Linked DNA regions of Homo sapiens: region 2 is linked to region 1. A link is an interaction called in ENCODE POLR2A ChIA-PET data of the cell type or tissue named here. Cell type or tissue: GM12878. All regions are shown on one strand. Each heading gives the region's core, and the rest is flanking DNA. Links, peaks and the distances in the headings are about the cores only.

Evidence for each region. Peaks named below come from ENCODE experiments on the same cell type or tissue, not always from the same donor. Only the 100,000 strongest peaks of a DNase experiment are listed, where the experiment ranks them.
Region 2: POLR2A ChIA-PET joins it to region 1 with 7 read pairs; 1 of 35 experiments calls an interaction of 5 or more read pairs at or near these places.

What each region holds. Positions count from the first base shown.
Region 1 is chr14:64,666,241-64,681,488 of GRCh38, forward strand. No RefSeq gene overlaps it. Among named protein-coding and RNA genes, the nearest start is that of PLEKHG3, 31 kb to the right of the region's middle. RefSeq lists enhancers at 9,146-9,646, 9,647-10,147, 13,724-14,268. In GM12878, for the core only: a CTCF peak has its summit at 5,475 (motif pointing right); DNase peaks (open chromatin) are centred at 5,491, 7,641 and 10,431.
Region 2 is chr14:64,398,882-64,414,105 of GRCh38, forward strand. MTHFD1 (methylenetetrahydrofolate dehydrogenase, cyclohydrolase and formyltetrahydrofolate synthetase 1) reads left to right here. Exons shown (of 28, transcript NM_005956.4): 2 at 1,912-1,996; 3 at 12,209-12,268; 4 at 13,591-13,644. Among named protein-coding and RNA genes, the nearest start is that of MTHFD1, 18 kb to the left of the region's middle. In GM12878, for the core only: no CTCF peak of the experiment used is centred there; a DNase peak (open chromatin) is centred at 10,780; H3K27ac peaks cover 1,763 bases.

The DNA of each region.
Region 1 (15,248 bases), core at 3,920-11,919:
GAAAGTAGATTGATGGTTTACCAGAGACTAAGGGCAGGAGGTAATAGGGAGTAACTATAGTGGGTATGGGGTTTTGTTTTGTGATAACAGATATGCTTTGATATTAGAGAGTGGGGATGGTTGCACAAGACAGTGAATATATTAAAACACATAGGCCAGGTGCAGTGGCTCATGCCTGTAATCCCAGCACTTTGGGAGACCAAGGCAGGATGATTGCTTGAGCCCAGGTGTTGGAGACTAACCTAAGTAACAAAAAGTACCAGTCCATACAAAAAAACACACAAAAAAGTTAGCCAGGGGTGGTGGCATGCACCTATAGTCCCAGCTACTCAGGAGGCTGAAGTGGGAGAATCATCTGAGCCTGGGAAGTTGAGGCTGCAGTGAGCCATGATTGCATCACTGCACTACAGCCTGGAAGATAGAGTGAGACCCTGTCTAAACACACACACACACACACACACACACACACACACACACACACACATGCACGCACACACACAGAGAGAAAACTAATTGTAAACTTTAAAATGGTGACTTTTATGTTATGTATATTATACCTCAATTTTTAAAATACTGCCTTAAAAATATATTTATCGAGTGAGTGATTCATCACTGAAAAAGACAGAAACTCTGGGAGCTCTGGATCAACTCTGTAATTCTTCCTGGATGTTCCTGCTGGTTACAGTTCATGAAAAAAGATTGCATCTAAAGGTTGCAATGTTGGCACCCCGTGTGAGAAAAGGGTGTAGCTGTGATTTATCTGTGACTGGGTGTTGGTTGCCAGCACTCTGGCTGGATTGTGTCCATCATCCATTTTTATTAACTTCAAGAGAGGAAGTCTGTGTTAGTTCCTTTGTGTTGGCATAAAGGAATACCTGGGACTGTGTTATTTGTAAAGAAAAGAGGTAGCTGGGTATGGTGGCTCACACCTGTAATCCCAGCACTTTGGGAGGCTGAGGCAGGCAGATCACAAGGTCAGGAGTTCGAGACCAGCCCGGGCAATATGGTGAAACCGGTTTCTACTAAAAAATACAAAAATTAGCCAGGCATGGTGGTGGATGCCTGTAGTCCCAGCTACTCGGGAGGCTGAGGCAGGAGAATCTCTTGCACCCGGGAGGCGGAAGTTGCAGTGAGCCAAAACCATGCCACTGCACTCCAGCCTGGGCAATAGAGTGAGACTCTGTCTCAAAAAAAAAAAGAAAAGAGGTTTCTTTTGGCTCACGGTTTTGCAGGCTGTACAGGAAGCATGATGCTGGCATCTGCTTCTAGGGAGGGCCTCAAAAAGCTTACAGTCATGGATGGAAGGCAAAGGGGGAGGAGGCCTGTCACATGGTGAGAGAGGGAGCAAGGTGCGGGGCAGGTGCCACATTGTCTTAAACAATCACATCTTCTACAAACTCATAGAGTGAGGACTCATTACCATGGGGAGGGCACCAAGCCATTCATAAGGGATCTGCCCCCATGACCCAAACACCTCCTACTAGGCCCCACCTTCATCACTGGGATCACATTTCAATATGAGATTTGGAGGAGCCAAATATCCAAACCATATCCAAGCCAGAGAGGGAAACTGTGAACCTTTTGTGACAGGCTAACAGAAAAGTTCTGTATTTCAAGGCTAAGTACATCATCTTAATTATATGGTGATGGGGCAGATGGTGAATGCTTGGGTTAGAATTTTGATTTATTTTATCATAGGCTTTGGAAGTTTACATAAGAGGTAAAAGAAAACTTGTTGGTATTCTCTGGGACATGGTGTAGAACAGTCAAGAATCCCTCCCCCCAGGAAAGTGCTGTCTGTGGTTCATACCCTGCTAAGATGGGTGTAGAGCTGGTGCCAGGCACTCCTCTTGTGGATATACTCAGGGGCCCTGTCAGTTTGGTTGGACCAGCAACATTTTCAGGGTTTGTCCTTGCAATGCGTCTCTTCCGTGGGTGAATGAGAAGGTGAGGACTGATCTTTACCTCTTATGGAGAAGTAAAGAGATTCTGATAAAAACCTGTTTGGACTAGGGAGCAACCACTTCTGCAGGAGAGACAGTTACATCCAGGGCTGCCCTGATTCTTCACTCCCATCCCCAGGTCTGTGCCAGGGCCTCTCAGAAGACAAGAGTGACCCACAGTTACTTCCATTTTTTTGAGGTTCCTAGTATATTAAAATATGAAGAAATGCCAACACCCCCCACCAAAAGATGGTGAGAGCGGTGGTGTTTTTTGTTTGTGTGTTTGTTTGTTTGTTTGTTTTGAGACAGAATCTCACTCTGTCACCCAGGCTGGAGTGCAGTAGCGCGATCATGGTTCACTGAAGCCTCAACCTCCTGGGCTCAAGCAATCCTCCCACCTCAGCCTCCCAAGTAGCTGGAACCACAGGTGCATGCTACTGTGGTGTATTTTAAATGTTTACATTTGACAAATTAATACTTCTATCACAGAAAAAAATAGTAAAGGTAATGTGTTTTTGCATGATAATTCCAGGGTACATTTTAAATATTTTACAGTGCTCTACAGGCAGTGAGGAACACAAGTTGAGAGTTCTATCCTGAACATTGCTTCTTTCAGACCTGTCATCTGGAGCTAATGTCAAAAGCCAGAATGTGGGGCCCTTTGTTAATTGTGAGATGAGAGCCTGTGCCCCTCTATACCTTACCCTCACCCCTAAATAGGCCCACAGGCTCCCTTACACCTAACAGCTGCTGCTATTCTCTTGGGTTGGAGTGAGATGGTGGAGAATCAAAAGCTGTGTTTTAGTGCTGAAGCCAGTTCTTATTACAACTTTTCTCTGCAGTTTATAAACAATTTGCTCTTAAGATCTTAGCAGTCTTTCTGAACAATCCAGTATGTTTGTTTGCTGCTGCCCAGCAATGCCTGCATGTTTTTGTGGATTTTATTTTGTTTTTAAATTTTCTTCAAAAGCTGTAGTTTATTATAAGGGCAAAGGCAGCAATTATTGGCTCTCCAAATGCAGTCAATCTGAGTGTCAAGTAGATCCTTATTTCAGTCCTCATGGGTCTTGCTTGTTGACCTTGCTCCTGCAAGGAGTGTCTATGAGCTTGCCTTGGCCCTGGTCCTAGGCCCCTCTCTTTTTCTGTAACCTCAAACCCAGATGGCCATGCCCCTTGGATGATGTGGTAGTGGTACTATAAGCCCAAGGATCCACTAAAGGACTCATTTTGAGAAATTTGGCAAAAGAAGTTTGGCTCTATTAGGACATCTTTAAACAAGAGTGAGAGGACATGTGGCATCCTGGATGACTGCCAAGGTCGAGCTGGAGTTCTCTGGAGTGATTTGGGTGCTAAATCCTTGGGTGGGGTCCTGACTATGAACTGTTTCTTTATTTTCCAATTGTAACAGTCTCTGAAGGTAAAACTAGCATCAGCAGTATTAATCGTAATAACAATAGGAAATAGGCTGGGCGCAGTGGCTCATGCCCGTAATCCCAGCACTTTGGGAGGCCGAGGCAGGCGGATCACGAGGTCAGGAGATCGAGACCATCCTGGCTAACATGGTGAAACCCCGTATCTACTAAAAAATACAAAAAAATTAGCCGAGCGTGGTGGTAGGCGCCTGTAATCCCAGCTACTCGGGAGGCTGAGGCAGGAGAATGGCGTGAACCCAGGAGGTGGAGCTTGCAGTGAGCCGAGATCGCGCCACGACACTCTAGCCTGGGTGACAGGGCGAGACTCCGTCTCAAAAAAAAAAAAAAAAAAAAAAGGAAATATTTCAGCATACCTATTATGCACCAGGTATTAGTCTAGTCTCATTTAATCTTCACCATGACTCAGTGAGATACAAACTATTCTATTATACCTATATATTTTTAGAGATGAGGTCTCACTATGTTGCCCAAGCCGGAATGCAGTGGCAATTCATAGGCATGATTGTAGTGCACTACGGCCTCAAATTCCTGGGCTCAAGTCACCTTCCTCCCTCAGCCTCTTGCCAAGTCACTGAGAACACAGGTGCATGCCACCACACCCAGCTTTGGGTACTCTTTTTATGTCCATTCCACAGATGAAGAGACCAAGTTTAAAATGGATGACTTGCCTCAAATCACACAGCTATTGAGTAACAGAGCTAGGATTTAAAGGCTGGTTCATCTGACTCCACATTTCAGGAAGTCTTATTTGGGGGTTTCTAGAAATAAGAAGCCTTATTTGGGTTTCTAGAGAAATTTCTTTTTCCAAATCAACTTTATTTTCCCCAGACCCTTTTTGTGAACAGAGTTTACATCAATGAAAAGAAGGCTCCTACAGTGTGGCGTGAATGCCAGTGACGGGAACACCAAAAGCTCTGAACCTCAGGATCAGGGAGACCACAGCCTGCTCCTGGGATTGTCATGAGCCATTTGGCAGGAGGTGGATCTGCACAGTCATGGAGACCAGACTCCTAAGCAGGTCACCTAAGTAAGGTTTCCCTGTACGCTCTCCACAGGGCCTGGGAACTTCAGAATCTTGCCACAGGAGGAAGCTTGATGAGTATTCACCCTCTGATGTTGTAGACAAGGAAACTGAGGTCCAAGGAGATTAAGTAAAGTGCACCCTGTCTGCACGTCCAACATGGGTCTCCTGGCTCTCACACCATTTAGAGATGAGCCATTTTCTCAATAACAAAGGCAAGGCCCTGAGAGATAGTGTAATTGACCAAGCTTCTTCAGGACAGGGATGTGGACTCCACTCCCTTGGGGTCCAGCAAATGCCTTAGTAACAGTGGCTTGTGGATGGAAGGTGTTATTCAAGCCCTTGCTGGATGAATAAATTATATGCACCTGTTTCTCAAAGTTGCCTTAGTGAAAGAATCATTTGGGGCACATGTTAAAGATGAAAGTTCTAGTCTGAATACTAGACTAGAATGAGTCTATTCAGGACCCTGATAGAACAGTGTATATATATATATATATATATATATATATATATATATATATATACTTGTAAATATATATATATATATTTGCAAGCTGTATATATATATATATATATGCAAGCTGTATATATATATATATATATATGCAAGCTGTATATATATATATATGCAAGCTGTATATATATATATATATATGCAAGCTGTATATATATATATATGCAAGCTGTATATATATATATATGCAAGCTGTATATATATATGCAAGCTGTATATATATATGCAAGCTGTATATATATATATGCAAGCTGTATATATATATATGCAAGCTGTATATATATACACACACACACACACACACACACACACACACACACTATATATATATATATATCTCCACACACACTATATATATATATATATCCAGTATATATCCAGGCAGGACCCTGATACACTGTTCTCACTCTTGATCCAGATAATCCCTAACCCATTATCACCTCCCTTTCATGAACTGAAAGTAGTTTGTTTTTAGGTTTGGCTCTATTGCAGGGCTGGATCTATTGCGATTCTGAACACTCATTTTAACCATGACCTTCCTTACCTCCTCTAGGGGGCAGAAATGAACCACTTGTTCATTCTTTGGGGCTGAACTTTGCGACTTTCTCAGACTTTCATAAGAAAACAAATACCCAGAGGAGATCAGAAAGAAAGCAGATCTTATACATGCTTTTCTTACTAGGTTGAAATGCAGTTGCAATCTAGACTCCTCTAAGAGACAAAATACTGTTAGGCACTCTGGCGTTGAATTCAAGCTGACCCAAGTTCAAATCCAGAATCAAACAAGGGTTGGAGAATGCCTCCCATCTTTATGATCCTAGCAGGCTATTTAAATTAATGAAGCCTTAGTTTCTTGTTCTATAAAATTCTAATACAGTCAGCTTTCCATATCCACAGTTTCCACATCTGTGGATTCAACCAACCACAGATAGAAAATATTGAAAAAAACCCAACAATAAAAACAACAATACAACAAAAATAATACAGATAAAAACAATATAGTATAACAACCATTTGCATGGAATTTACATTGTATTAATATTTGACATGATAAGTTATCTAGAGATGATTTAAAGTATAGGAAAGTTGGCCAGGCACAGTGTCTCATATCTGTAATAACGGTACTTTGGGAGGCCAAGGCAGGAGGATCGCCTAAGGCCCCAGGAGTTTGAGATCAGCCTCGTAAACATTAGTAAGACCCTGTCTCTATAAGAACTTAAAAAAAAAATCAGCCTGGTGCTGTGGTGCACCTGTAGTCTCAGCTACTCAGGAGGCTGAGGCAGGAGGATTGCTTTAGCACAGGAGTTTGAGGCTGCAGTGAGCTATGATCATGACACTGCACTCCAGCCTGGGCGAAGGAGTAAGACTCTGTTACAAACAAACAAAGAAACAAAAAAGTATATGGAAGGATGTGCCTAGGTTATATGCAAATACTATACCATTTTATATCAGAAACTTGAGTATCCGTGGATTTTGGTATCCAAGGGGGTGCTGGAGCCAATCCCAGCAAGATACTGAGTGATGACTATAAATAATACCATCTTAACAGGATGGTTATGAACCTTATACTGCAACTGCTAAGAGAAAAAGTCAGCTGTTATTATTACCACAACTATTACTACTGCTTCCTATAAAGGCATGTGATTATTAACTCTGTTAGGAAGGTAGACTCCACTTTTTTAAATAGTTGGCTAAAGCTCTCTAAAGAGACATTCAGCCCACTCTTTTCTGGGTTCTGTACTAGGATGACATTTCACATCCTGGGAGCCAACAATGTGAATAACACAGAGGCTACATTAGACAGAAGGAAACGTGTTGGTTTCCTTAATAAAATCGAACTCATATTTCCTGAGATTGGCTCTGGCTGGCAGGAGACTCTCCACATGGGAAAAGCGGTTAGATCTCTTGGCTGTGTTTTGCCCTCCAAGGCTCACCTTTCCTGGGAGATTTCTCCCTCGTCTCACTGGTACCACCAATGGGTAAGGAAAGCCACACCTCACTCCACCCCACCCCTGGGGGGACTTCCCCTTCACTACCAACATCACGGAATCTGGCTTTGATTTGATTGAGGGTGGCAGTGAGTTTCTTTACCCAGAGACTTGGGGATTATCTTCTTTTTAGCTTCACCTGGAATAGCTTGCAATGTCGGGATCCTTGTTTCCTAAATTGAGATAATAAGAATGAAAATGATAGCAGTGGTTTCCATTTGTTGAGCACGTCTTCTGCGCGACGGCTTGCTCTCATTCCATCTGTACTACAACCCAGTGAATTTGTCCCCATGACGACTGTCATTGTAAAGATGGGGAAACAGAAGCACGAGGAGGAGGTTAGGTCACTTGCTCAAGGCCTCAGGGGTAGTCGGTGAAAGAGTTTAGGACGAGAACCCAGCAGTCTGAACTCACTTGGCTCTGAATGGAGGTGGATAACCACAGACACTGCCTTCCCACCCCTAGAGACACAGAGAGAGCTTCAGTTCCCTGGGTGTGACCCTTTGCTAAGGCACATGGTGGATGAAGAAGGTGTGTACAGCTCCTTTAGGGCAGTCAGCTTGCAAATGTCTGGCCTAGGTGAGAAGAGAGACACCTTTGAGGTCCTCCCACATCAGACAAATTGAGCCCTGCCCCTAAGCACAGATGCTGCTCCCTCTTGTCTTACCTTTTCACCTCCTTATTTATTTACCACTGTGAGGACAACACTCCACAGGGCATGTGAAGACACAGCCCCCGCCCTGGAGCCTCAGAATTTGTCACCGTCACTGGGAGTTGAGGAAATTGCAGTGTTGAGGTTTCTTGCTTCTTCCTCACTGAGAGAGAAAAACCCCAACTGTCAACAAACCTCAAACCCATCGATCAAATGATGCCTGCGGGCAGGAGCTGGGCAGCAGGGTGTATCTGTGGCAAATGAGATCACGAGAGGGCCTGGGCACAGAAAACAAGGTGATAGAAGACAGACGATGAGAAGAGAGGAGGAAGATTGTGCAGAAGGGGAGGAGTGCATGGAAGGGAGGGAGGCCCTTGTGCATGGATTCCCTGGGGAACCAGGCTGCCAGGGCAGAGGGCCAACAGGTGAGGAGGAGAGGAGGGGGCTATAAGTGGGGGGGATCTGAAGAAAGAGCTTCTGTGTCCTAAGAGGTGGGGGAAAAAAAAGAGAGAAATAACCCAAAGAAAGTGTTGCAGAGAACCAATAAGATTAGAATGTCAACGATCCAGACCCATGACCCTGGGGACTGTTGTCACACAAGGGTCTGGTGGTGGGGTTGGGGCAGCTGTGGAGGTTGCTGCTGGTCCCAGTTTTGTCCATATAAAGCAATTCGCAGAGAAGGCTGAGTGGAGGAGGAGGAAGCTGAGATAGTAAAGGAAATAACGTTTAAAAGTTTAGCACAAGCTGGGCGCGGTGGCTCAAGCCTGAAATCCTAGCGTTTTGAGAGGTTCATGTAGGTGGATTGCTTGAGCCTAGTTCAAGACCAGCCTGGGCAACATGACAAAACTCTGTCTCTATAAAAATACAGAATGTTAGCTGGGTGTGGCGGTTGTGCCTGTAGTCCCAACTACTCGGGAGGCTGAAGTGGGAGGATCACAAGAACCTGGGAAGTCAAGGTTGCAGTGAGCTGAAATCTTGCCACTACACTCCAGCCTGGGCAACAGGAGTGAGACCTTGTCTCAAAAAAAAGAAAAAAAAAAGCTACATTTTACATGATTTTATTCATATAAAATTCTGGAAAAGGCCAAATTACTGAGATGGACATCAGGTCGGTGAGGGGGTAAGGGGAGCATGACTGACTACACAAAGGTATGAAGAACCTTTTCGGGGTGATGGAATTGTCCTTATCTTAACTGAGGTGATAGTTACGCAATTGTACACATTTGCCAAAACTCATTGAAAGTTACGTTTTTTTTTCAGACAGTTTCGCTCTTGTTGCCCAGGCTGGTGTGCAACGTCGTGATCTCGGCTCACTGCAACCTCCGCCTCTCAGGTTTGGGAGGCCGAGGTGGGTAGATCACCTGAGGTTGGGAGTTCAAGACCAGCCTGACCAACATGCAGAAACCCTGTCTCTACTAAAAATACAAAAATTAGCTGGGCATGGTGGCGCATGCCTGTAATCCCAGCCACTCAGGAGGCTGAGGCAGGAGAATCGCTTTATTAAGTTTTATTTAGTTAGTTTTATTAAGTTAGTTCAGCCTCTTCTTGGATAAAATTTCAGCCAAGTCCCTGCCTGGACTGTCACCTCCTCTCTGGGTGTGTCCCCTTCCTGCCTCTCCCGCTCCCAGCCCCACCCTGTGGATAACTCTGGGTGCAGGGCTCTGTGTTGCCCTCTGGTCCTCAGTGGCCTTTACATCTGCTGACATCCACAGTCAGGGGTCTGGCTGGGAGGACCTGGTGGTTTACCCGGCTTGTGGGTCCTGTGCCAGCTTTGCTGGTCCTGTAGATACAAACCGGAACCCCTCCCATGTCCCCAGTGCTTTCCATTTATCTCTGGGCTTCAGCCTGAGGCAGGTCCACAGGCTCTCAGCTCTCAATCACCTGTGCATTCCCTAGGGCCTCCTAGGGACTTCTGGGTTTCTCCCAGCCGCACTCAAGCCAAGGGGAACTGAGGTGGGGCAGTGTGAAAGGGGTGGAACACCTAAGGTCCCTGTCCCAGCTTCAACACACCTTGCTGTTGTCTCTACTTTGCTGGAGCCACTCCAGGTGGACATAAGGACATGCTGGAAGGCGACTGACTGCTCCAGGGCTCCAATCAAAAAGTGGGGCACGGCCGGGTGCGCCTGTAATCCCAGCACTTTGGGAGGCCGAGGCGGGTGGATCCCTTGAGGTCAGGAGTTTGAGACCAGCCTGGCCAACATGGTGAAACCCTGTCTCTACTAAAAATACAAAAATTAGCTGGGCGTGATGGCACACGCCTGTAATCCCAGCTACTCAGGAGGCTGAGGCAGGAGAATTGCTTGAACCTGGGAGGTGGAGGTTGCAGTGAGCCGAGATCATGCCACTGCACTCTAGCTGGGGTGACAGAGTGAGCGAGACTCCAACTCAAAAAAAAAAGTGGGGCACACATGGTTTTTTGGAGTGGGGAGGGACAGGGTCTCACTCTGTTACACAGTCTGGAGTGCAGTGGCACAATCATGGCTCACTGCAGCCTCAACTTCTGGGCTCAGGCAATCCTTCAGGCTCAGCCTCCCAAGTAGCTGAGACCACAGGTATAAGCCACCACACCCAGCTAATTTTTTTATTCCTAGTAGAGATGAGGTCTCACTATGTTGCCCAGACTGGTCTTGAACTCCTGGGCTCAAGCAGTCCTCCTACCTTGGCCTCCCAAATTGCTGGGATTACAGGCCTGAGCCACCACACCTAGCAACATATGTCATTTTTGTCTCTGACATGCTCTTGACCTCTGTGGAGTTTTTCTACTGTTGTACATGCCACCGACAAGGTTTGACAAGGGTGAGAGAGCACTGGCATCTGATGTCCATCCCCACTTACCCGCTTTCAAGCTCCAGAGGGTTCACACTTCCTCTTTCTGTTTTTCAGAGACTTCCTTTCCCTCATATTTTCCCTCTTCCCTGCCCTGTGGATTTTTCTAGAAAGGTATCTACCTTTCTCCTTCCCTAGGACACAAGCCCTGTGGTGCAATGACAGCATATGGCTTACTGATAATGAAAATGGTTTTGAAAGTGGTTCAAAACAGTATCTCCATTACTGTAGGGTTTTAAGAATAAGATAGTCATGTTTTTGTTTTGCCTTTTTTTTTTTCCTTAAGACAGGGTCTTGCTCTGTCGCCCAGGCTGGAATGCAATGGTGCAATCATGGCTCACTGTAGCCTCAACCTCCTGGGCTCAAATAATCCTCCCACCTAGCCTCCTGAGTAGCTGGGACTACAGGCATGTGCCACCATGCCAGGCTAATTTTTCTATTTTTTGTAGAGATGGGGTTTCACCATGTTGCCCAGGCTGGTGTCCAACCCCTGGGCTCAAACAATCCTCCCACATCGGCCTCTTGAATTGCTGGGATTACAGGTGTGAGCCACCACACCTAGCCAAGGTAATCATTTCTAAATGCCCTTTAAAATAATACAAGTTTTCTAAACTAGAGGAGTTTCATCCATTCAGACATACAACACACATTTGATTATCTTTTCCCCCAAGCCTTTCATCCTTTTGTGTTTCTAATCCACCCAGGCACCACTGTCAGAAATTGGGACCCCTTGTTTTATTTGACTTCTGCCCCCACTCTGTCACTGTACATTCTTCCTCTTTAAATGAGAACAATTTTTATCTCTGCATTCTCTCCCATGCCCACTGCTACTGCCTTAGTGGAGTCCCTCAGTCTTTCTGGCTTTTGGAATGATTTTCTGATTGACCCCCGAAGTTGCCACTGCTCATCCTTCTTGCCACTGGTGTGGTTTCCAAACATGTCAGACTGCCGATCCTCTGTAGGTCCCTGTGCCGGTGTGATGTGGCCCCTGCCCATCTCTGAAGACTTGACTCCTTCTCCTTTACATGCAGCCTCTGCCCCAGCCACACCACATGACTTGCAGGGGCCTAGTGTGCTGTGCTGGTCCACAGCTCTGTGCCTTTGTGCATGCTGTTCCTCCTGTTCCAATGTCCCTCATCACCTTCTTATAATTTGACATACAGCACAGAGATCTCCTTCTCCCTGGGGCCTTTCTGATCCCTCCCAGCAAGAATGCTGTGCTTTGGGTTAGCATGGTCTCAGCTTGCCTCCATTAGGATGCTTGTCACATGGAATTGTGTCACAGTGCTAGGCTGTGAGCTCCTCGGAGCCAGCGATAGGCACTAGTAACCTCAGTTTCCCCAGCATTTAGCACAATGCCTGACTCAAGCCAGCCCATTGAATGAATAACGACAAGCACTAGCCCTGGAGCTAGTCAAGACCTTGAAGATCACTGGGTTCCAACTTTCCAGAGAGTCTCAGAGAAGTTAAGTGACTCACTCAACCTCACACAGCTAATTGGTGACAAAACTAGATCTGGGCCAGGCACGGCGGCTCATGCCTGTAATCCCAGCACTTTGGGAGGTCGAGGTGGAAAGATCCCCAGAGGTCAGGAGCTTGAGACCAGCGTGGCCAACATGGTGAAACCCCATCTCTACTAAAACTACAAGAATTAGCCGGGCGTGGTGGCGAGCGCCTGTAGTCCCAGCTACTTGGGAGGCTGAGGCAGGAGAATCACTTGAACCTAGGAGGTGCAGGTTGCAGTGGGCTGAGATAGCACCAGTGCTCTCCAGCCTGGGCAACAGAATGAGGCTCTGTTTCAAAACAAACAGGCCAGGCATGGTGGCTCACGCCTGTAATCCCAGCACTTTGGGAGGCCGAGGCGGGTGGATCACCTGAGGTTGTGAGTTCGTGACCAGCCTGACCAATATGGAGAAACCCCGTCTCTACTAAAAATACAAAAGTAGCCCGGCGTGGTGGCACATGCCTGTAATCCCAGCTATTCGGGAGGCTGAGGCAGGAGAATCACTTGAACCTGGGAGGCGGAGGTTGTGGTGAGCCAAGATTGAGCCATTGCACTCCAGCCTGGGCAACAAGAGCAAAACTCCGTCTTAAAAAACAAAACAAAACAAAACAAACAAACATACAAAAAACCACACACACACACAAACTAGACCTGGTCCTTTGACTCGAAGTGCACAGCTCTTTCTACCACTCTGACCTCTAGACACAAGAGAGGGATGAGGTAGGTAGGGGGAGTGGTGGGGAACCAGGCTGTGGGCAGGGGATGATGAGAAGACACCAGAGGCAGAAACTTAACTCAGAGCTGATTGAACTTTTTCTCAAGCTGGAAAATGGGTCAACTCCACAAAGGATTCTTTTTGTCAAACCCTGTTCCTCTCACCTATGCCATTGGGATGATGCAGTCTATGTCAACAGCAGCTGACACCTGAAGTTACAATAACAATGGCGTGGAATCAATTTCAATAAAAGCCTTGCTTCTTTTTACTGCTGATTTGTTTGAAGCCCAGACAATTCATCTAGCCTGATTACACGAGGGTTCTCACAGAGATTTTATTGCTTCATTTCCTTTTCTTTTCTTTCCTTTTCTTTTCTTTCTTTTTCTTTCTCTCTCTCTCTCTTTTTTTTTTTTTTTGACAGAGTCCCACTCTGTCACCCAGACTGGAGTGCAGTGGAGCGATCTAGGCTGACTGCAACCTCCACCTCCCAGGTTCAAGCAATTCTCCTGCCTCAGCCTCCCGAGCAGCCAGGACTACAGGCACGTGCCACCATGCCCAGCTAATTTTTGTATTTTTAGTAGAGACGGGGTTTCGCTATGTTGGCCAGGCTGGTCTTGAACTCCTGACCTCAGGGGATCTCCCACCTTGGCCTCCCAAAGTGTTGGGATTACAGGCGTGAGCCACCACACCCAGCCACTTTGTTTCTTTAAAAACAAAATTTGTATGTTGTGACTTTAAAAGTAGCTGTGCTAAATAAATCCTCATCTCATTCCCTCCTGGAGACTCAGTGTGGGGTGGCAGAAAGAGCACTGGGGTCACACGGACCCAGGGCTGAATCTTGGCTCTGAGGCTGGCTAATGGCACAACCGAGGGCAAGTCATTTAACTGCGCTGAGCCTGAGCTTTGCGTTTTTAAGAATGGAGGTCGTGATACTCTTCCCGGTGGTTGTTCTGGAAATGAAGATGGGCCCTAGAGAAGTAGCCAGCAGAGCGGGGAAAGCCTGGTTCTGGAGCCAGAATACCTGGGCACCTGGGTTTGAATTCCACTCCTTGCCAGATGAGTGACCTCAGACAGGTTACAAACCCTCTCTGTGTCGTAGCTTCCTTCACTAGTGTGTGGGGTACTTGGACAATGCCTGGCACATAGTCAACATCACCTTAGTGTAAGCTGGAGAAAACATGCAACATGGTGCCAGGCACTAAACACACACGAGTTCCTTTCTTCTTCCCCTCCCAGAGGAGCCCAATTCTGTGCGTCCCTCTGGTGGATACACAGGACCTTAGCCTAGGCTCTTCAGCCTAACCCTGTAGCAATTTATGATACTTCTGAAGAAATCAAGTCCTCCCTTTTCTCTGTACATCCAATGATGAGTAAACTCTCACTTGTCACTGTAGTCACCACGTTTTCACTCTCTCTGGCCCCTTAAATGGAGCCACAGTCCTAGCAGGCCTGTGCTTATACCTCCAGCCCTCATGCTTATATCCCAGGAAGCATGAGTGAAAGCCTAGCCCAGGGACAGGGCAGCGTGATCTCCTGCCCGGCTTGACTCACGGTGATTTGTTCAGCTCTGTGGCCTGGGCCCTGGCTCCCGAAGCCTCCCTGGGGCCTGTTTGGACCTGTTCTTTCTCAGGTTCATTAGTCCCAGCTCACTAGCTAGACTCTCAACTCTGCATGCCAGCCCCAGTCACTTTCCCCATTCTGACACGCCCGTTTGCTCTCAGAGGCCCCAGCCCCCAGCCCTGGAACTGGTAGAGGGAGGCAGCCTGGGCCAGAGGCCAGGGGCCAGACTCTGAATCTAGAAAAGGAGCCAGAGTCTTGTGATGCTGAAAACCAAGACAGCGAAAATCTGTGGGTCCTGCTTCTGTGTCTTATAGAAACCCTTCTGGCTGTAGCAGTTCCAGGCCCAGGATCTGGATCTCAGAAATAAAAGAGACATTAGAACTCATCTGGGCTGGCTCTTCCCTTATCTGAAGCAAGAGGCCACACTGTAGCATCCCAGGCAGGGTGTCCTCCAGGCCCTGAGTGAAGTGCCCTGTAATGGAGAACTCACTGCCTTTCCACCCCGCCCACACCATGGCTATACCCGTGTCTAGAAATTCGGCTTCTGGAACTCTGACCCAGTGCTAGCTGAGGCAGGAGGATTGCTTGAGCTCAGGAGTTTGAGATCAGCATGGGCAACCTAGTGAAATCCTGTCTCTTTTTTTTTTTTTTTCTTTTTTTGTGAGACAGGGTCTCATTCTGTCGCCCGGGCTAGGGTGCAGTGGCCCGCTCACTACTCACTGCAACCTCCCCTTCCTGGGCTCAAGTGGTCCTATCGCCTCAGCCTCTGGAGTAGCTGGGACCACAGGCATGCACCACCATGCCCAGCTAATTTTTGTATTATTTAGTAGAGATGGGGTTTCGTCATGTTGCCCAGGCTGATCTTGAACTCCTGGGCTCAAGTGATCTGCCTGCCTTGGCCTCCCAAAGTGCTGGAATTACAGGCGTGAGCCTCCGTGCCTGGCCAGGAACTGGATTTTTTTATTTAAAAATTTGTAATTGAGTAACATGTAAATTTAAATTGCCACATGTGTAAAGTACTATCTTGAGTAGAAAAAAAGCCAGCACAGTGGCTCATGCCCGTAATCCCTGCACTTTGTGAGGCTGAGG
Region 2 (15,224 bases), core at 4,798-12,797, 270 kb before region 1:
AATTTCATTTACTTGACATCCTAGTGTATTGTTGAGAAGTTGTATGTTGGTAAATTGATCATCTTAGTTTTGCAAGAGGTTATACTTTCTTTCACTCTAATAAGGAGACTGCAGGAGGTTATACTTTTAGCCTTGTGTTAAATTCTTTGTAAAGAAAATTCTTTTGTGAATTAGAATATAATTTGTAAGTTTATACTGAATTTGGAGTGGGATTCATTGATTTATCATTCAACCTTATGTGGATACGCTGTGGTCATCTTACTAGTGCAGGTTGAGCAAAAGGTGTGTGCTTGAGTTTGTTCCTGTAAAATTTTTCATGACAGCACCTGGAGAGTGGAAATGTGAAAAAAGATGAGCATCAGCACTTTCTAGAAGTGTTGGTCTAAGTTTTCATTTATTTACTATATGATTTTGAATGCCATCAACTAATACATTTTCAATTATCCCTGAACCCTGTGGCTCAGTTAGTGTCAGTGGGAGTAAGAAAAGATCCACGTGTCCGGGAACAGTGGCTCACGCCTGTAATCCCAGCACTTTGGGAGGTTGAGATGGGTGGATCACGAAGTCAGGAGTTCGAGACCAGCCTGACCAACATGGTGAAACCCCATCTCTACTAAAAATACAAAAATTAGCCGGGCGTGGTGGCACGTGCCTGTAATCTCAGCTACTCAGGAGACTGAGGCAGCAGAATCGCTTGAACCCAGGAGGTGGAGGTTGCAGTGAGCAGATATCGCACCATTGCACTCCAGCCTGGGCAAAAGCGAGTCCCCATCTCAAAAAAAAAAAAAAAAAAAAGAAAAAAGAAAAAGATTCACATCTACTTGAGGCCTGGAAAATTGTTGGGAAGTTCCTGTACATATTAAACCAGATAATGTCCATTCAGTGGTGTTTTTATTTTATTTTATTTTATTTTGGAGACAGTCTTGCTCTATCGTCCAGGCTGGAGTGCAATGGCACCATCATAGCTCACTGCAGCCTCAACCTCCTGGGCTCCAGCCATCCTCCTGCCGCAGCCTCCTGAGTAGCTGGGACTACAGGGGCCTGCCACCACTCCCAACTAATTTTTTATTCTTTGTAGAGATGGGGTCTCACTATGTTGCCCAGGATAGTCTTAAACTCCTGTTCTAAAGCAATCCTCTTGCCTTAGGTTCCCAAAGTACTGAGATTACAGGCATGAACCATTGCCTGCTCCTGGCCAGTGTTTTTGATTTAAAAGAGAAATACAGGCCGGGTGCAGTGGCTCACGCCTGTAATCCCAGCACTTTGGGAAGCTGAGGTGGGGGGATCACCTGAGGTCGGGAGTTCGAGACCAGCCTGACCAACATAGAGAATCTCCACGTTTACTAGAAATACAAAATTAGCCAGGCTTGGTGGCGCATGCCTGTAATCCTAGCTACTCGGGAGGCTGAGGCAGGAGAATCGATTGAACCTGGGAGGTGGAGGTTGTGGTAAGCTGAGATCGCACCATTGCACTCCAGCCTGGGCAATGAGAGCAAAACTTGGTCTCAAAAAAAAAGAGAAATACAGGCCGGGTGCAGTGGCTCACGCCTGTAATCCCAGCACTTTGGGAGGCCGAGGTCCTAGATCGCTTGAGCCCAGGAATTCAAGACCAGCTTGGGCAATGGTGAAACCCATCTCTACCAAAAGTACAAAAATTAGCCAGGTGTGGTGGCACAGACCTGTAAAGTCCCAGCTACTCAGGAGGCTGGGGCGAAAGGATCGCTTGAGCCCAGGAGGTCGAGGCTGCAGTGAGCTTTGATTGTGCCACTGTACTCCCAGCCTGGGTGACAGAGCGAGACCCTGTGTTAATAAACAAACAAACAAATAAAAGAGAAATACATCTAATAATCTGCATCACTTATTTGTGCTTGAAACATTCAGTGTTAACCCCACCCTTTCCTTTTTCTCTAGGCAAATAAGGGCGAGACTGAAAAATCAAGTCACTCAGTTGAAGGAGCAAGTACCTGGTTTCACACCACGCCTGGCAATATTACAGGTATTATGATAGTGTATTTTCATTAATGTTGTCTTTGCTTGATTTCTCAGTATCATTTCAGACCTCTCCCTCTACTTTCCTCCTTTTTTTTTGGCTGTTGTGTAATCTCATGCCTTTTCAGTCTCTCTTGGCAGGCTCCCCCCTTTGGCTCAGCTTCTAAATGTTGGCATATCCTGGCCCTCTGCTCTTCTCTGTGGATACCCTTTCTCTAGGCCAGTGTCTCTTAACCTTTGGTCTTAGTAGGGCCCCTTTACAATCTTTTTTTTCTTTAATTTAATGTATTTATTTATTTATTTACTTTTGAGAGACAAGGTCTTACTCTGTTGCCAGGCTGGAATGTAGTAGTGCAATCATAGCTCACTGTAGCGTTGAACTCCTGGCTTCAAGCAGTCCTCCTGCCTCTGCCTGCCAAAGCATGGGTATTACAGGCGTGAGCCACTGTACCTGGCCCCGTTTACACTCTTAAAGATGTAAGACCTCAAGAAGCTATTGTTTATACAGATTTATCCATTAATGTTTACTATATTAGAAATTAGGAAGTTTTGGCCGGACACGGTGGCTCCTGCCTGTAATCCAGCACTTTGGGAGGCCGAGGTGGGCAGATCACCTGAGGTCAGGAGTTTGAGACCAGCCTGGCCAACATGGTGAAACCCCATCTTTATTAAAAACACAAAAATTAGCTGGGCGTGGTGGTGGGCGCCTGTAATCCCAGCTACTCTGGAGGCTGAGGCAGGAGAATCACTTGAACCCGGGAGGTGGAGGTTGCAGTGAGCCAAGATTGTGCCACTGCACTCCAGCCTGGGCGACAGAGAGATTCCGTCTCAAAAAAAAAAAAAAGAGAAATTAGGAAGTTTTAAAAATGTTTATTCATTTAAAAATGCCAATAGTGAGCTCATTTATTATATGTTAACATAAATAACATTTTATGGAACAAAAACTTTTTTAAAAAGAAAATTTAGTGAAAAGAGGGGCATTATTTTATATTTGTGCACACCTCTTTCCTGTATGGCTTAGTAGAAGAGAGCTGGAGTCCTATCTGCCTCTGCATTCAGTCTTTTGCTGTGTGCTGGTTTGATTGAAATATATGGAGAAAATTTGGCTTCATACAGATGTGTAGCTATAAAAGGGAAGAATTTTTTTAACAGTCCTTCCAGGTAATTGTGGGTATTTTTCTTTGATGTTGTACCAGGACTCAGTAAGTAAATTTTAAAAGATTAGTTGCAATGTAGAATCTGAAACTCTATCAGTGAACTTTGATACTTTGTTACATCTTCTCAGACTTGCACACTTTGTTACATCAAAATGTTACATTTGGAATGAATATTTACCCCATGCATGGTTTTGTAACATCCTTTGTTCCTCATTTGGAAAATAATAGTTCCCGGAATTATGCAGATCTTCCAAATGTTAACATTTCATTATGCAATATGAAAGAATTGGAATCATTAACATCACCAACAAGCTCATCAGAGAAGTTTTCAAGTATTGAGAAGCTGTCAAGCTCACAGGGGTGGATAAAAAATTTTAATTTTCACCCAAAAACTCACATTTTATCATTGGCAACAAATACAATTAATTGTTTCCCTTGAAATACCAGTTTCACTTTATTCATTTTTGAGAAAATATTTGTCAAATACTCAAGCCTGAATAATCATTGCTTGTCAGTTGTTATTTCAAGTAGGTGTTTCATATAAAAATGCATCTGTTTCAGCTAACAAGGCAAAAAAGCACAAGTGCAGCCTGGACAACAAAGTGAGATCCCATCTCCACAAAAAAATTAAAAAATGAGCCAGGAGTGGTCGTATAGAGGTGTGGTCCCAACTACATGAGAGGGAGACAGGAGATCACTTGAGCCCAGGAAGTCGAGGCTGCAGGGAGTTGTGTTCATGCCACTGTACTCCAGCTTAGGTGACAGTGAGATCCTGTCTCAAAAAAAAATAAAAATAAAAATAAAAAAGCACTAATGCTTTAGTAACAACCACAACCACTGTACTTCTGTATATAGCAGAAGTGCATTATGAGTGCTTCCCAATTCCTTACATAGACTATTAAAAACACATGCACTCAAGAGTTGAGGTTTATTTATATATATATATTTTTTACTTTTTTGGGACAGAGTTTTACTGTTACTCAGTGCAGTGGCACAATCTTGGTTCACTGCAACCTTCATCTCCCAGGCTCAAGTGATCCTCCCACTCAGCCTCCAGAGTAGCTGGGATTACAGGCATGCGCCACCATGCCTAATTTTTTTTTTTGAGACGGAGTCTTGCTCTGTCGCCCAGGCTGGAGTGCAGTGGTGCAATCTTGGCTTACTGCAGCCTCCGCTCCCAGATTCATGCAATTCTCCTGCCTTGGCCTCCTGAGTAGCTGGGATTACAGGCACCTGCCATTGCACCCTGCTAATTTTTTTTTTTTGAAACAGAATCTCGCTCTATCCCCCAGGCTGGAATGTAATGACATAATCTCAGCTCACTGCAACCTTTGCCTCCTGGGTTCAAGTGATTCTCATGCCTCAGCCTCTGGAGTAGCTGGGATTACAGGTGCCACGCCCAGCTAATTTTTGTAATTTTAGTAGAGATAGGGTTTCACCATTTTGGCCAGGCTGGTCTCGAACTCTTGACCTCAGGTGATCCACCTGCCTCAGCTTCCCAAAGTGCTGAGATTACAGGTGTAAGCCACTGCGCCCAGCCTTAATTTTTTGTATTTTTTTGTAGAGTTTTTTTTTGCCTTGTTGCCCTAGCTGGTCTTGAACTCTGGGACCCAAAGTGATCCTCCCATTTTAGCCTCCCAAAGTGCTGGGATTACAGGCATGAGCTACTGCGCTTGGCCTTAATTTTTTGTATTTTTTTGTAGAGACGGTTTTTTGCCTTGTTGCCCAGGCTAGTCTCCAACTCCTGGGCTCAAAGTGATCCTCCCGCCTTGGCCTCCCAAAGTCCTGAGATTACAGGCATGAGCCACTGTGCTCGGCCAAGTTGAAGTTTAAGAAAATTAATAATGTATATTTCTTCATCAAGGGTGGTCCTAGTGAAACTGGCATTTAGTTTTACTGGGAGTGTGTGGTAGTGAAGGATACCTTGACTACTAGTCCAAAGCCATTGTCTTGATTTGTGCTGGTTCACTAGTAGTCTTACACACCATTGCTTTTGCACCATCGGTACAGACGTTAACACAATGAAAAAGGCAAACAACATTGTAGTGGTATTATTATGAAGCTAGTCTGGCCCTCATAAATCTTTGAAAAGGTCTTGGGGTCCCTCAAGAGTGTGTGGGCCACATTATCAGAACCATTATTTTAGGCAGTTTCATCTATCAGGCCAGTGACTTCTAAATCTAGATTTCTTCTGAGCTCCAGGCTCTTGGTCTGGGACACCACTGGTTTCCTTCCCACCTTCAAGTCTCCTTTGCTTGTTGTTGCTCATCACCCTAATACCTAAACCATTTGAATGCCTTGGGCTCACCCTTGAGATCTCTTCCCCATCTTATTCTTTCCCTAAGTAACCTCACCCAGTCCCATAGCTTCATGAGGGAATGCTTCCAAATTTAGGTCTCTATCCAGTATTTCTTCCCTGAGCTCCAGATTCACCCAGTAGGGAGATATTCAATACATATTTTTACGGACAAATGTATGAAGGAATGTTTGCAATCTTGATTTGGATGACAGGAAACTCACGGCTTTCATTTGAAACTCCCATCAGAGTTTCACCCAAGTTGGACATAGTCTCCTTCTCAATCTCTTTATTTGTATGTCTCCAATAGATCATTTAATCCCTTGCTAAATTTCTATCCCTTGTTCATCAAGAATGTCAAGGTGGGCATGGTGCGGTGGCTCATGCCTATAATCCCAGCACTTTGGGAGGCTAAGGCGGGTAGATCACTTAAGGTCAGGAGTTTGAGACTAGCCTGGCCAACATGGTGAGAACTCATCTCTACTCAAAATACAAAAATTAGCCAGGTGTGGTGGTGCACACCTGTGATCACAGCTACTCAGGAGGCTGAGGCAGGAGAATCGCTTGAACCTGGGGGACAGAGGTTGCAGTGAGCTGAGATTGTGCCACTGCACTCCAGCCTAAGACTCCGTCTCAATTTAAAAAAAAAAAAGTCAAAGTGAATAGTACTTAAATATTCCCCTCTCCTCCTCTGCTGTTTGTCTAAGAGGGCTTAGCTGAGAAGAAAAGCACAGAAGGCCTGTCACTCTCTGCCTGGCATGTTCTCTGCTGTGGTGGATTTTCCCTTTTTTGCAAATTACTAAGAATCAAAAGTATATATTGTGGGTGTATACTGGTACATTTGGTGGCTGGTTATTTCTTGGCTTATTTTTGCAAATTGTTTGTTGTAGAAAGAGTAAATGTCATAGGCAAGAAGTATACCCTTTTTAAAGCAACATTGGGGGTGTTTTTTTTCCTCCATTTTAAAAACTGACTTCCAACCTTGTTTTTTAAATTTATTGATTACAAATGTTTTTATTACATAAACACTGTTCTACAGCTCGTCTCCTACGTCCTTGCTGATAAAACAGTGGTAGAATCTTTTAATTTTGTACTTTAGCACCAGAGTCAACAGCTTTCTGTGATACAAGGTTTATATAATATGTTGTAATCACATCTCCCTGCCTCAGACCTCTAGTCTTTTTCGCTGTGGTGCTGGCACCACCATCTTCCCACATTCCCTGAGCTAGAAGCCTGAGGCCGTCTCCTTAGGAGCTCTCTTCCTCACTCCCTGCATCCAGTTAGGGGCTATTGTCCTATTGATTGTGCCTCTCATCAACTCTTGGAATCTGTTGCCTCCCCTTGATTCCTATTTCTCCCAACCCTGGGGCCACTATAGTTACCTGCTTAATGATTTGGGGTTCTATCTATATACCTCCTGTCTGTCCTCCTGACTGCAATTGCAATCCTTGTTAAAATGCAAGTCTGATCACAATCTATCCAGCCACACTCACTCTCCATCCTTTACCAGAATGATAGTACAAGTTGAGTATCCCTTATCCGAAATGCTTGGGACAAGAGTGTTTTAGATGTTGGAATCTGTATATACATAGGGATGAGATCCAATTCTAAAGCAAAATTTATTTGTGTTTCATTATATACCTTATACTTGTAGACTGAAGGTAATTTTATATATATGTGTGTGTGTGTATATATATATATAATAATAATTATTATTATTATTATTTTTTTTGAGACTGAGTTTTGCTCTTGTCACCCAGGCTGGAGTGCAATGGCACGATCTCGGCGCACTGCAACCTCCACCTCCTGGGTTCAAGTGATTCTCCTGCCTCAGCCTCCTGAGTAGCTGGGATTACAGGTGTGTTCCACCACGCCTGGCTAATTTTTGTATTTTTAGTTGAGATGAGATTTCACCATGTTGGTCAGGCTGGTCTTGAACTCCTGACCTCAGGTGATCCGCCTGCCTCGGCCTCTCAAAGTGCTAGGATTACGGACATGAGCCACTGCTCCCGGCCAATTTTATATATTTTTAATAATATTTTGCATGAAATGCACTTTTAACTGTGTTTTGACTGTAAGCCATCACATGAGGCCAGGTGTGGAATTTTCTACTTTTGGCGTTGTCAGTGCTCAAAGTTTCTGATTTTGGAGCATTTTTTATTTGTGGTTTTTTTTTTTTTTTTTTTTGAGACAGGGTCTCACTCTGTTGTCCAGGCTGGAGTGCAGGGGTGTGATCACAGTTCATTGCAGCCTGGATCTCCCAGGCTCAAGCTATCCTCCCATCTCAGCCTCCTGAGTAGCTGGGACTACAGGCATCCAGCTAATTTTAGTATTTGAGACAGAATTTCTCCATATTGCCCAGGCTAGTCTCAGACTGAGCTCAAGTGATCCACCTGCCTTGGCCTCCCAAAGTGCCGAGTCACCGCACCTGACTGATTTTGGATTTTTGAGTTAGGGATCTTCAACCTGTACTACTTATATAGAGTGTCTACAATAATTCAAATTGTTTGTTTATATTTCTAATCGTTCTATGTTTTATACTACCCTACGATGTAGGAGATGTCCCCTTATAGCCATAGTAACTCATGCTCAAAGATCTTGGGTAGCTTGCCCAAAGCCAGTCAGGAAGGGACTGAGTCTGGGAAATGAACCCAGATCTGTCTCTAAAACCCATTTGTTCTTCCCCTTTGTTTTCCTAATTCCTTAGCAATGCATTCAAGAACATTCATGATCTGGCCCAAGTATATATTTAAAAGTTGAGTTTTCATTTTTTTTTAATAAAGTGGATGAGTAACTTCCCAAATAACTGAATATTTATAGGAAATTAAGACTTGACTTTTCATTATAAGAGATACTAATGGGCTAGGCATGGTGGCTCACGCCTGTAATCCCACCACTTTAGGAGGCCAAGGCGAGTGGATTGCTTGAGCCCAGGAGTTCAAGACCAGCCTGGGAAATATAGAGAGACTTTGTCTCCAAAAAAATACAAAAATTAGCTGGTTGTGGTGGTGCTTGCCTGTAGTCCCCACTACTGAGGAGGCTGAGCTGGGAGGATTGCTCACGCCTGGGAGGTTGAGGCTGCAGTGAGCTGTAATCGTGTCATTGCACTCCAGCCTGGGTGACAGAGCAAGACTTTGTCTCAAAAAAAAAAAAAAGTTTCTGGTAAGGTGATAGAAATACAGCCTCAGCCCCATAGCCTCATTAGTATCTCTCACTCTCTCTCTTTTTTTTTTTTTTTTGAGTCAGAATCTTGTTCTGTCATGCAGGCTGGAGTGCAGTGATGTGATCTCTGCTCACTGAAACCTCTGCCCTCCCCTGTCCCCCAGGGGATCCTCCCACCTTAGCCTCCCAAATGAGCTGGGACTACAGGCACACCACCATGCCCAGATAATTTTTGTATTTTTTGTAGAGATGGGGTTTCGATATGTTGCCCAGGCTGGTCTTTAACTCCTGGGCTCAAGCAATCCACACACCTTGACCTCCCAAAGTGCTGGGAGTATAGGCATGAGCCACTGCACCTGGCCAAAAAACTGATTTTTAACAGTATTCGGGAACTATTCAGAGTGCTTTATGTATAGTAACTCATTCAGTCCTCACAAAATACATGGACAGAATACAGTTAATAAACTCAACTAGCCTGTATCTTCATAAGGTTTTCTGAAACAGAAAGAAAAATGAACCAGTAGACCAATACCCAAGATATCTTACGGTGTAGAACACAGATTAGTAAACTGTGGCCCGTATCCAAATGCTGCCCAGTTTATAAAGAGTTAAAAAAGCAATAGCAGCAGCTGCTGTGACACGGTATGTGTCCCACAAAGCCTAAAATATACACCGTCTGCCCCTCTACAGAAAGTTTGCAGACTCCTGGTATAAAAAAAAAGTGTCCCTAACCTGTTCTGGAATAGGATCTTTTTTGGATGATGTAGTACTCAGCCACCTTCAAGGAGAAATCAGCATTCTTTTTTTTTTTTTTTTTTTTGAGATGGAGTTTCACTCTTGTCGCCCAGGCTGGAGTGCAATGGCACGATCTTGGCTCACTGCAACTTCTGCCCCCGGGGTTCAAGGGATTCTCCTGCCTCAGCTTCCCAAGTAGCTGGGATTACAGGTGCACACCATCATGACTGGCTAATATTTGTATTTTTAGTATAGATGGGGTTTCACCATCTTGGCCAGGCTAGTCTCGAACTCCTGACCTTAGGTGATCTGCCCGCCTTAGCCTCCCAAAGTGCTGGGATTACAGGCGTGAGCCACCATGCCCGGCCAGAATACACGTTCTTTAAACATTCTTTTTGCATCTAGTCTATCAATGGTTCTATAACCACTTTCCCCTATAAAATGCCTATACTGGCCAAGTGTGGTGGCTCACACCTACCTAGCACTTTGGCAGGCTGAGGCAGGAGGATTGCTTAAGCCCAGGTGTTTGAGACCAGCCTGGGCAATAGAGAAACTCCATTTCTACAAAAAATACAAAAATTGGCTGTTTGTGGCAGCGTGTACTGGTAGTCCTAGCTTCTTGGGAAGCTGAGGTGGGAGGATTGCTTGAGCCTAGGAGTTGCAGGCTGCAGTGAGCCATGATCATGCTACTGTACTCTAGGCTGGGTGGCAGAGTAAGACCCTGTCTCAAAAATAATAAATAAATAAATAAAACCTATACTAAGAGTGACTCTTTGAATTGGCTTTTAGATGTCTTTTCCAATAAAACTTTGACATACGCTCATAACTATAACTATTAAGTTTTCTTTCTGGAACTGGTTGTAGTTTTAGTGTTTTAGACAAACTCCTTCAGAAATATTCAGGCCGAAAATAGTTACATGTAAAGGAACAACAACAGCGAGAGACTTCAGACTTCTCCTGTGTGACATTAGATGCCAAAGACAACATCTCCGAAGGAAAATGCTGTCACTCCAAATCAGGCAAGGCCAGTCAAGTGCAAGGGACAGCAGAAAAATATTTTCAGTTATACAGACTTAGAAACATGTCCACCTACCTTTCCTGGAAAACTGACTTATAAGTTACATTTCACTTACTTGAAACATGAATGAAGATAAATTCTAGAACAGAGAAGTTGTGGCTTCCTTACTGGCAGCAAGTGATAAAACAATTTAATCTCAGAGTTAAGACTAAATAACTAGTGGTAGGTATAAATATGAATGAAATTGTAAAAAAATAATACTTTTGTATTTAGAACCACCTCCTTTCCTACTTTGATCTAAAAATTCCGGAATGTATCAAATCTGGTAACTGAACCAGTGAGGGTTGGGTGGTGGGGCAAAGAACATACATAGAAAGTGACCAAAGAGGAAACATGAGAGGCACGAAAAGTCTAGGGAAGCCCCTACGAGAAGCATCTAATGTACTTAGATACAAATAACCCATTAAAAAAAAAGGTAGAATTCCCCTCAAAGGACTCTTCTGGCTCTTGCAATTCAAATTAGCACCACAAAACTGAGAACTGTCTGTATAAGGGACAACTGAAGCTAAGATTCAGGCCATGTCCTGAGATCTGAGGAGAGCGTCCAGTAATAGCACCAATATGACAAGCTCAGAAAATCCTGTGTTACAAAAGCCGGCTTCTTTCTCTGCCATGGTCCTGTTAAAAGGAGCTGTGCTTCAGTTGTCTTTGATATGAAGGGACCACCACCTTTCCCTCTGTGATACCCTCTGCAATTCTGGGAGAAACACAACTTATGGTAGCATGTATCAACCTTGAGAAGGAGAAATACCAACCACTGGAGCATGAAACAATATTAGTACAATAAAATTTTACAAATAAATGGTTATAATGATAAACTATAAATATGTTCATGGTCAAAGAAACAGAGGGAACATAGTGAGACACTGCATGGTGGTTCAAAGGATTTAGCCTCTGCACTACAAGTTTCTCCCTGTCTCTCTCTTTTTTTTTTAAGAGACAAGGTCTCTCTCTGTTGCCCAGGCTGCCCAGGCATAGTACCATGACTCACTGTGCACTGGTGCAATCATGGAAAAACTCTTGACCTCAAGTAATCCTCCCACCTTGGCCTCCTGAGTGCTGGGACTACAGGCAGGCACCACTATGCCTGGCTAATTTTTTGTAAAGATGGGGGGGGGGGTCTCACTATGTTGCCCAGGCTGGTCTCGAACTCCTGGGCTCAAACGATCCTCCTCCCTTGGCCTCCCAAAGTGCAGGGATTATAGACCTGAGTTGCTGCACCCGGCCTCCTCTCTGTGTTGGGGCCAGCAGATTGCCCTTTGTCTTGCCTGGCTGTTTATTCTGTGTAAACTAGAGGGAGGTCCTTCCACCCTCCTTTCTATTGTCTGTGTGGCGGGGCCAGGGAGCTTTCCATTGCCCCTGCGGGTGGGGGAGAGGGTGTGGAATGTGCCCTCTGGGTGCTCCTGCCTCTCAGGCATTTTTCTTGCCTGATGACAGTTTCTCAGCCCTCCATACTCTGTTTTTCTGGTATGGCAGCAGAAATCCCACATGTTTCTAGTAGGCCTGCAGCATCCTTGCTTAGTTTCCAGTGCAGATGCAGATATCCTCTACTTTCTGTTTGGGGTTTGGCAGTGGGAACCAGGTGGGCCTTGTTTAGGGGAGGGGCTGTAACACCATCTGTGTTCACATAATCCCTCCTGCCCCCACAGCCTCCCTATACTCCTGTAAAAGTTCTCTGCAACAAGAGTCGCATGATTAAACATTTCTTTTATTAAAACTAAAATTGTAGAAGCTTTTCTGTGCACTTTGCCTTTCCCTAATCATCTGATTTGCATGCATTTATTATTCTAGGTTGGCAACAGAGATGATTCCAATCTTTATATAAATGTGAAGCTGAAGGCTGCTGAAGAGGTAACGCCAGAAGAGCTGTGCCATCACCCTCCCCAACCTCCACCTGGGTCCTATCGATTACCCCTTGCCCTTTTTGGTCCTCCCTGTGAAAACTTTTATCACCCACAGGAGACATTAGTTTATCTATTTTGTAAGTCAGAAATGGGTGGGTTAGATCTGTGGCCTCTGGTTTGCCCGTGAGTTTTTGTTTTCTCATTAATGATTTTCTTCCCAAAGAGCAGGATGTCAATTGAGGAAAGTGACAAGTCTCGATCATTTTAGGAGATTTATTTGCCAAAATTAAGGACACACCTGGGAGACAGGTCTATACCTTTCTCCGAAGATGATTTCGAGTTCTCCAAATTTAAAGAGGAAAGGGTGGGTTATTGAAAAGTACACGTTTTCATGTAAGAGGTGGGTAGGGAAAAATAGTCATTCATGACCTTCTCTGGCTCAGTGAATCTGCATTTTTTACATAAGATGACAGATGGCCGGACGCGGTGGCTCACGCCAGTAATCCCAGCACTTTGGGAGGCCGAGGCGGGCGGATCACCTGAGGTCGGGAGTTTTAGACCAGCCTAAGAAACATGGAGAAACCCCATCTCTACTAAAAATACAAAAAATTAGCTGGGTGTGGTGGCGCATGCCTGTAATCCCAGCTACTCGGGAGGCTGAGGCAGGAGAATCGCTTGAACCTGGGAGGCGGAGGTTGTGGTGAGCCAAGATAGTGCCATTGCACTCCAGCCTGGGCAATAAGAGTGAAGCTCCAACCAGAAAAAAAAAAGACGATATAGACAAGTGGGGCAGAGGAAAAATGCAGGCAATCTGCATTTTACATAAGATAACATAGACAGAATTGGGCAGGGGAAAAATCAGATATACATTTGTGTCTGGTGGGCTGGGGGGATTTACATTGCCATGGTGAAATTTTAACAGAAACATCATAAAGATGTTGCAGCTCACTACGAATTTCTTTGTGGGCAAAATATGGGGGAGGCATGTAGCTTTTCATCTTGTAACATCTTATTTAGGAACCAAAAAGGGGGAGGCAGATTTGCATGACCCAGTTCCCAGCTTGGCTTTTCCCTTTGACTTAATGAATTTGGGGTCCCAAGATTTAATTTCCTTTCTCAAGAAATAGCAAGCATGACATTGCTGAAGTGCAGTGGTGGCAATTAACAAGTGAATGATGAATGGGTTGAAGTGAGGGACTCATTCTTCAGAACATATAAGGGTGAAATGATGACCAACACCTCCTTGCTTGTTAGTCATGTCTGTAAAAGAAATGGTTCAATATCTCAAGTTGTCTTGCCATTTACCTGCTTTTAATGTCTGTTTTGCAGATTGGGATCAAAGCCACTCACATTAAGTTACCAAGAACAACCACAGAATCTGAGGTGAGCTTTTATGAGTTGATTGTGAAGAGGGAAGGTGAAGTGGTTTCCTCTCTGGTTTTGGTTTACGGGGGCTTTGGGGACTGACACATTTAGCCAAGACCTCCAGGTATTTTTTTTTTTTTTTTTTTTGAGACACAGTTTTGCTCATGTCACCCAGGCTGGAGAGCAATGATGCGATCTCGACTCTCTGCAACCTCCGCCTCCCAGGTTCAAGCAATTCTCCTGCCTCAGCCTCCCGAGTAGCTGGGATTACAGGCGCCCACCGCCTCACCTGGCTAATTTTTATATTTTTAATAGAGACGCGGTTTCACCACGTTGGCCAGGCTGGTCTTGAACTCCTGACCTGAGGTGATTTACCCGCCTTGGCCTCCCAAAGTGCTGGGATTACAGGCGTGAGCCACCACGCCTGGCACCTCCAGGTATTCTTTCTTCACAGACTCCCACAGAGGAGATGGTGCAGGGATGAACATTTGGTACTCAAAGTGTGACTGCAGTACTGTTTGCTTCCAAATCATCTGTTGTGTTTGTTAAAACTGATCCTTGGAGCCAGGCACGGTGGCTCATGCCTGTAATCCCAGCATTTTGGGAGGCCGAGGTGGGCAGATCACCTGAGGTCGGGAGTTCGAGACCAGCCTGGCCAACATGGAGAAACCCTGTCTCTACTAAAAAATACAAAATTTGCCAGGCGTGGTGGCGCATGCCTGTAATCCCAGCTACTTGGAAGGTTGAGGCAGGAGAATCACTTGAACCCGGGAGGCGGAGGTTGCAGTGAGCCAAGATCGTACCATTGCACTCCAACCTGGGAAAAAAGAGCAAAACTCCGTCTCAAAAAAATAGGTAAAACCGATCCTTGGCCTGTAATTATCTGCATTCTAAAAACCAAATATGTATTCCTTTTATATGAGGTTCAGGACTAGGCAGAACAAATCAGCGGTGATTAAAGTCAGAACTGTGGTTGCCTGTAGGTGGGAGATTAATGCTAAACTGTAGGAGGATAAAGCAACTTTCTTGAGGTTATGGCAATGTTCCATATATGCGCTGTCCAGTATGGGAGCCACTAGCCCCATGAGGCTATTTGAATTTAGTTAAAATGAAATAAAATTAAAAATTCACTTCCTTGGTTGTACTAGCCACTTTGCAAGGATTAAGTAGCTGCTATTGTATTGTAAGGTGCAAATTATAGAAAATTTCTGCCATCGCAGAAAAGATGATTGGACATTGCTGCTCTACATCTTGATTTGGATGATTGTAACATGGGTATTATTGCTGTAATAAGTTATTAGAGTTCTTAGCTCTTTTTATTTTATTGTATTGTATTTTTAGAGACAGGGTCTCACTCTTTTGCCTCAGCTGCAGCACAGTGGTGTGATCATAGCTCATTGTAGCCTCAACCTCCTAAGCTCAAGTGATCCTCCCACCTTAGCCTCTTGAGCAGCTGGGACTATAGGCATGAGCCACCATGCCCAGCTAATTTTATTTTATTTTTGAGGCAGAGTTTTACTCTTGTCGCCCAGGCTAGAGTGCAGTGGTGCAATATTGGCTCACTGCAACCTCCACCTCCCAGGTTCAAGCGATTCTCA